2 separate regions of the Homo sapiens genome follow, and region 2 is linked to region 1. A link is a loop called in an ENCODE intact Hi-C map of the cell type or tissue named here. Cell type or tissue: heart right ventricle. All regions are shown on one strand. Each heading gives the region's core, and the rest is flanking DNA. Links, peaks and the distances in the headings are about the cores only. Region 1 overlaps MRPS35 (mitochondrial ribosomal protein S35). Region 2 has its middle 280 kb from the start of FAR2.

Region 1 (2,926 bases), core at 233-2,732:
TTTAAAAGCTACAGATATCTCATGGAAGCTGGAATACAGCATCAGGGAAGGATCAAAACAATTGAAAAATTCATTTAGCTCAACGTTTCTCAAAATGTTAACACTACTCCCACAGGCTAAGAAGAATTTTTTTAAAAGGCTCTTTCTGTTGAAAATGTTTAGGAAATGCCGAGGTAAATTGGGTTTTTTAAGGTAGCATTTTTTAGAACAGATAATATGCTAATAAGCATCTTGAAATTTCAAAATGCAGGGTTAATATGCAATGATTCTCAAATTTATTTGACGTCAGATTCCACTTTTCAAGGAACGGTTCACAACAGTAGTCTTCCTTAGACATATTTTGGGAAGTGCTAGAACAAATGAACACAATTTTTAATTTGCAGAGAATAAGGGCATGGGCTAAAGGTATTATCTAGAGATGAATACATTTGATACAAGAAGATAGGCCAGGCACGGTGGCTCATGCCTGTAATGCCATTACTTTGGGAGGCCGAGGCGGGCGGATCACCTGAGGTCAGGAGTTCAAGACCAGCCTGACCAACACGGAGATACCCATCTCTACTAAAAATACAAAATTAGCCAGGTGTGGTGGCGCATACCTGTAATCCCAGCTACTCAGGAGGCTGAGGCAAGAGAATCACTTGAACCCAGGAGGCGGAGGTTTTGGTGAGCTGAAATCGCGCCATTGCACTCCAGCCTGGGCAACAAGAGCAAAACTCTGCCTCAAAAAAAAAAAAAAAAAGAAGATAGGTTAGGTTACACACCAGAATACAGTTAAATAAGGTAAAGTATAGGTTAATCTTCTATGGAGAGCATTAAGAATAAAAAAGAGCTGTAACTATATCAAGAAGAAAAAAAGCTAAATAGGATTTTGAAATCTATTTGGTTTTCTGTAGCTTCAATAACTCTGTACACTTCCCTCAAGACATCACAGTATAGTAGCCTATTTATTTTCCCATTTTTTCCCCACTGATTTGAAACCCTTGAGGGTAAGAATGATGCTATCTCGTTCTTGGCAATGGCTTAACACTTAAAATGCATGCAACAAATATTTGCTGAATGAATACATAAATTTTTAAAAGGGAGGATATATTGTTTTTTAAAGCACTGTGAATTTTTGTATTTTGTATTTGAAGTAGAGAAAATAGATAAATATAAATGCACTCTTAAAAACAACTCAAGTAATATGAATACTGACTATTAACTCTCAATTAGACAATGTGAATCACCACAGTTTTCTGGAAAGAGAATGTATCAACTACCAGGTTACTGACTTGACAGATAAAATAAGCCATTTTATACTCTGATTAAAACCAATATGAAGAATTTTTTACAAAAAATAAAATATACCTTTATTATGATTATGAATACACAAATATATGCACATATGCATGTATAAGAGGGAACAGGGAGAGAAAAATAAATAGTTTTTACATTAGGATAGTGAGAATGTTGTGATTTTGCCTTTTTTAAACCTCCCTTCAATGAAATCATAATAATGTCTAACAATAAATTTAAAAGTTTCAAAAGCTTAAAGTATTCTAGCTTTTTATATAAGAAGTGGTCCAAAAAAAGGCAGCAAAGCTGATCATTACTGCAACGTGTAATGTAAGATCACATTCACATTAATTTAAAACTCACATTAACATTAACATTTTAATGTTCAATAACTATATGGAGTTTATGCCAAAAATCATAAATATTTCAGGAACAGTTGTGTGGTGCACTCACGCCACCTGGTAGCACTCAAAGGCACTGCAACATTGTAGTCTTTAATCTGGGCTAATACTTTAACCTGGGCTGAGTGGCATTCACTGTCTTTTATCAAAATTCAAAGTACTTAGATATTTTGCCCTCAGTTGCTACATTTCAAAGAATCGATATAATACTGTTAACATTATCCCCAAAATAACACTGATATTTCAAATCACAGGAGGTGCTGGATATATATATATATATATATATATATATATATATATATATATATATATATATATCTTCAAATGACTACATTTTAACACAAAAAGAGCTACATAAATTCGGAAATGTCTAAACTTGTGAAATATTTTCTCTATATGCAAGTATGATGTGGTTAGTTAAAGAATGCTGGTATTACATAAAAGACAAGAATTGGTTTGATTTGTAGATTTGCCATTTAATGTTACCTTAAATCATGTTACCTCCCTGAGACTCAGTTTCCTCAAGAACACTTAATTCCAGAATTTTTGTCAGAAATAAATGAGATTAATAGAATAAAGCACTTTTGAAGTAAAGTTATATATAAGTTGTTTTTAATCCTAAACTTTTATGACTATCAAAATTTTTTTTTCTGTGCATTAAAACATTTGAGTATGTCCAATAGTAGTTTCTAACAGTTGACTACCTTCACGATATTGCTTTAATCATGCTGGACTGCATGTGCTTTAGTCCACCTGTTTGACCTACGTTTACCCTTGAACTACATGGCACATCCAGGACACCACCACTGAGCCTCAACAGCCAGCAGGTGGGGTGCAGAGTCTAGCAGGGCAGACATGAAGTCAGCAGAAGGGGTACAAGGGAGCAATGAAGGCATCACAGGCTAGCACAAGGCACAGAGAGGACAAGAGGAAAAGCATGATACAAGAAATGAAATCTGGTGCCATCCTTCAAATAAAGCAATGAGATTATTTTTGTGTGAAATAAAATAAGCAAACTTAGAACCAGTAGGGACATTGGATGTCAATTCTAGGACTGAAGACGGAGGCCCACAAAACTTGAGGTGAATAACGTAAATTAAGATCTAGGTTTTCTGACTCTCAGTTCAGAGATTTTTCAACACACAACAGAGCTCAACAACTGTTGGTTGTAGTTGTTACCATTATTATGAAAAATAGGTAACATTTAATATGTTCTTAAAAATATGAACCTGTGGAATGGTACAAGC
Region 2 (2,926 bases), core at 261-2,760, 1.1 Mb before region 1:
CGGTTGTTTTGCCAAAGAGGCAGGAATGTTAGTGGACCCTCTCTCAATCTTTGCTTTTTTAGCCCTTCTAACAGTTTGCTAAGCACATTTCCCTTTATTGTACCCTTTTTTTTATTTGAAACACCTAGAATGAGTTCTATTTTCTTGATTTACACAGAAAAGGACTTAAGCTAGGACTAGAATCCAAACTCCAGCCACAGGGAGAAAGGTCAGAGAACAGGGAGCAGTTATGACTAAAATGTCTGGTTTCGATAATAAGCCAAATTCTTCTCTCCTTGTCCTCTCCAGGCTGTGCACTTTCTCTGTACACAGACTATAATTTGGAACGGATGACACCTATGTCCCTGCTGTCCCCCTCTTAGCTTCTACTATTGCTGTTGGAGCTGTTGACACCTGGCCTTTATTACTCACAAGAGCAATACTAGAACTGTCTTACTAGACCAGAACAGCCACCAAGAGTAGTCTTTGCTTCCATAACATGTGGATTTGAGTTATGACTTAGTGACTTGAGGGATCCCAGAGTTTGACTTTGGCGGGCCTGCTGCATCATTCATAGATGGTGAGAAAGATTGCTTGGCATTTGTCCTGATACTAGGAATAACTAAAAACCTGTTCTCAAGTGAATGTTATTTTGTCCCATCCTCTAATTCTTCTCGAGCTTGGGCTAAGGGTGGACATCATTCCTGAGGATGTCACAGAGAGTAATGACTCCTGTAAATATCCCCTTTTATTTTGAAGGGCAAGTAGATCATCAAAACTAGAAAGAAATCTCCTGTACCTTGGAAATGAAGTAACCTGGGACTCCCATACTTCCTAGAAAATTAGAGTTTAGGTCAAACGAGGACTTTTCAGTAGACTGAAAGCTCTGAAAGAATCTCATGTTTCCCTACTCAGTCCCTTTCATCCCATCCCTTAGATTTTTCACTTAAGCCCCAGGGAAAACACTGCATATATTTATTTCTTGTGGCCACCCTTAAACTTGAAGAATCAGGAGGAGTTCCTTCACCTTAGAAATCCAAAATTTCTGTGGAGGAGAAAAGTAAAGTTTTCTTTTGGAAAATATGGGGAAAGCTAATTGATAGAGTGTTGGAAAAAAAATTAGAAGTGTTACACTCATCTCTTCTTCAGCTCCGAAGATGGAAATTCTCCCTCTTGATGGGGATAAGTTTCTGGTCATGTCTGGCATGTAACTGGTATTAAAACCTTCATGAATTTATCAATAAGATGGAGACAAGCTGATGGAGGCCACACTGCTATAATCTTTCGGGAACTGAAACCTATTGAAAATATAAACAGTTGAGTAGCCTCAAACAAAACTATTGAGTAGCCTCAACTACTTCTACAGGGGTCCCAAAGACATTTCCTGTATTGCTGAATATAGCCTTATGCTGATTAGCAGCACTATATCACAAATGCATCGTTAGCCCTCGTATCCCTTTTTCATAGAATAGCTTAATGGCGGGGTGAGGATGAAGGTTAGAGCTGGAAGTGCTAACGCATAGTACATGTTTTGAAGAAATGCTGCTCCCAAGACAGGCAAGACCCTATTCAAAATTCATGATACCAACTCTGCCTTGCCAGTAGGGGTAGCTGCTGAGCTGCCAAAAGTTGACCTTCTATTAGAGAGTCAGCCCAGGTGGGAGCTTGGAGAACTGGTCCAAGTTTTCCAGTTTATTTCCAACCACTCCACCTAAAATACGGTATCTTCCAGCCATGCAGAAGATACCATACTTTACCACATTACTCACCATTACTTTACCGCACCCAAGTTGCTTTTGCTCACATTGTTCTCTTTCTGCCAGGAATATTATTTCCTTCCTACTCTTCAAAGCCCAGATCAGATATGACCCTTTGTGAACCAACCACCCAGGAACCCCTACATGAAACAAATCTTCCCCTAAACAATGTGCCTGTCCATTCTTTCTTTCTATCATCTACCTATCTATATCTATCTCTATTATCTATCTAATATCTATCTATCATCTCTATAGCTCACACTGTGTTGCAGGTGGTTGTTTACCTATCTGTTTCTCCATCTGGAATGTGAAGTTTCTGAGGGCAAATTCATGTGGCATTTACCTTTATATCCCAGAACCTAGTACAATTGCTGCCATATACACACTCCTCTGGACAAGGAAGTGGTCACTATCAAGAAATCATATCAGGATTGCTTAAAGAGTTTATATTCCAAAAGATACCATGATATTTTGGGGCCAATAGGATTTTTAGGTCTAGCTATTCATCCAAGGAGTAAGAAACATACTTCTCATTGAACTCCGTAGGCAACATATTGGTACGTGTGAGCTGAGTGATTCCTGGCTGAGGCAGCTTCCTCACTTTAAGGGGTTGCATTTTTTATAGGATAGCAAAGGGAGCGGAAATTGAACAGTTAAAGTTATTAGAAACCCGGAGAAGAGAGGTACTGAAGATACCCACAACATGCCCTGGATAGACAGCGCATGCATGTCTGGAGTCAATGAGAATTGCCATCCCTGGTAGAGAGGGTCTGAGCCTCCATCTGGGTCATAAAACCAGCAGAGTAGATTTTTCTTGCAGGCCAATCATAATGCTTAAGAAATGATTCCCCACTGACTTCTTTCACCACCAGGTAGTTTTAGGAGATGAGAGTGGGGTGGGAAAGGGAGGATTTCAAGAATCAGAATTCTTATAACAAGGAAGAATTTCCACATCAAAACCTGGATTTGTAGATCTGTTTTATGCCAAGTGTGAAAAGGCACGAAATAGCTAGGCATGAGCTATTCCCCAAAGACTTGTCCTTTACTAGAAAGAACTTTATAAATGTTAATAGGTACTAGACTAGCTGGAAGCAGATTTGCTCTGGGCCCAAAAACGTAAAATAATCATCACTTTGTTTGTCTGATTCTAAACGGACTTAGTATTGATTTGCATTATAAGAATTCCAAAT

The links. Hi-C counts contacts between places; a loop is a spot of excess contacts. Peaks named below come from ENCODE experiments on the same cell type or tissue, not always from the same donor. Only the 100,000 strongest peaks of a DNase experiment are listed, where the experiment ranks them.
Region 2: a loop joins it to region 1, with 5 times the contacts of the local background. A loop is called at or near these places in 30 of 110 quality-filtered maps.

The regions. Positions count from the first base shown.
Region 1 is chr12:27,732,059-27,734,984 of GRCh38, reverse strand. All of the region lies in intron 5 of MRPS35 (mitochondrial ribosomal protein S35), which reads right to left. Among named protein-coding and RNA genes, the nearest start is that of MRPS35, 23 kb to the right of the region's middle. In heart right ventricle, for the core only: CTCF peaks have their summits at 1,533 and 1,734; no DNase peak of the experiment used is centred there.
Region 2 is chr12:28,871,528-28,874,453 of GRCh38, reverse strand. No RefSeq gene overlaps it. Among named protein-coding and RNA genes, the nearest start is that of FAR2, 280 kb to the left of the region's middle. In heart right ventricle, for the core only: a CTCF peak has its summit at 1,570 (motif pointing right); a DNase peak (open chromatin) is centred at 1,584.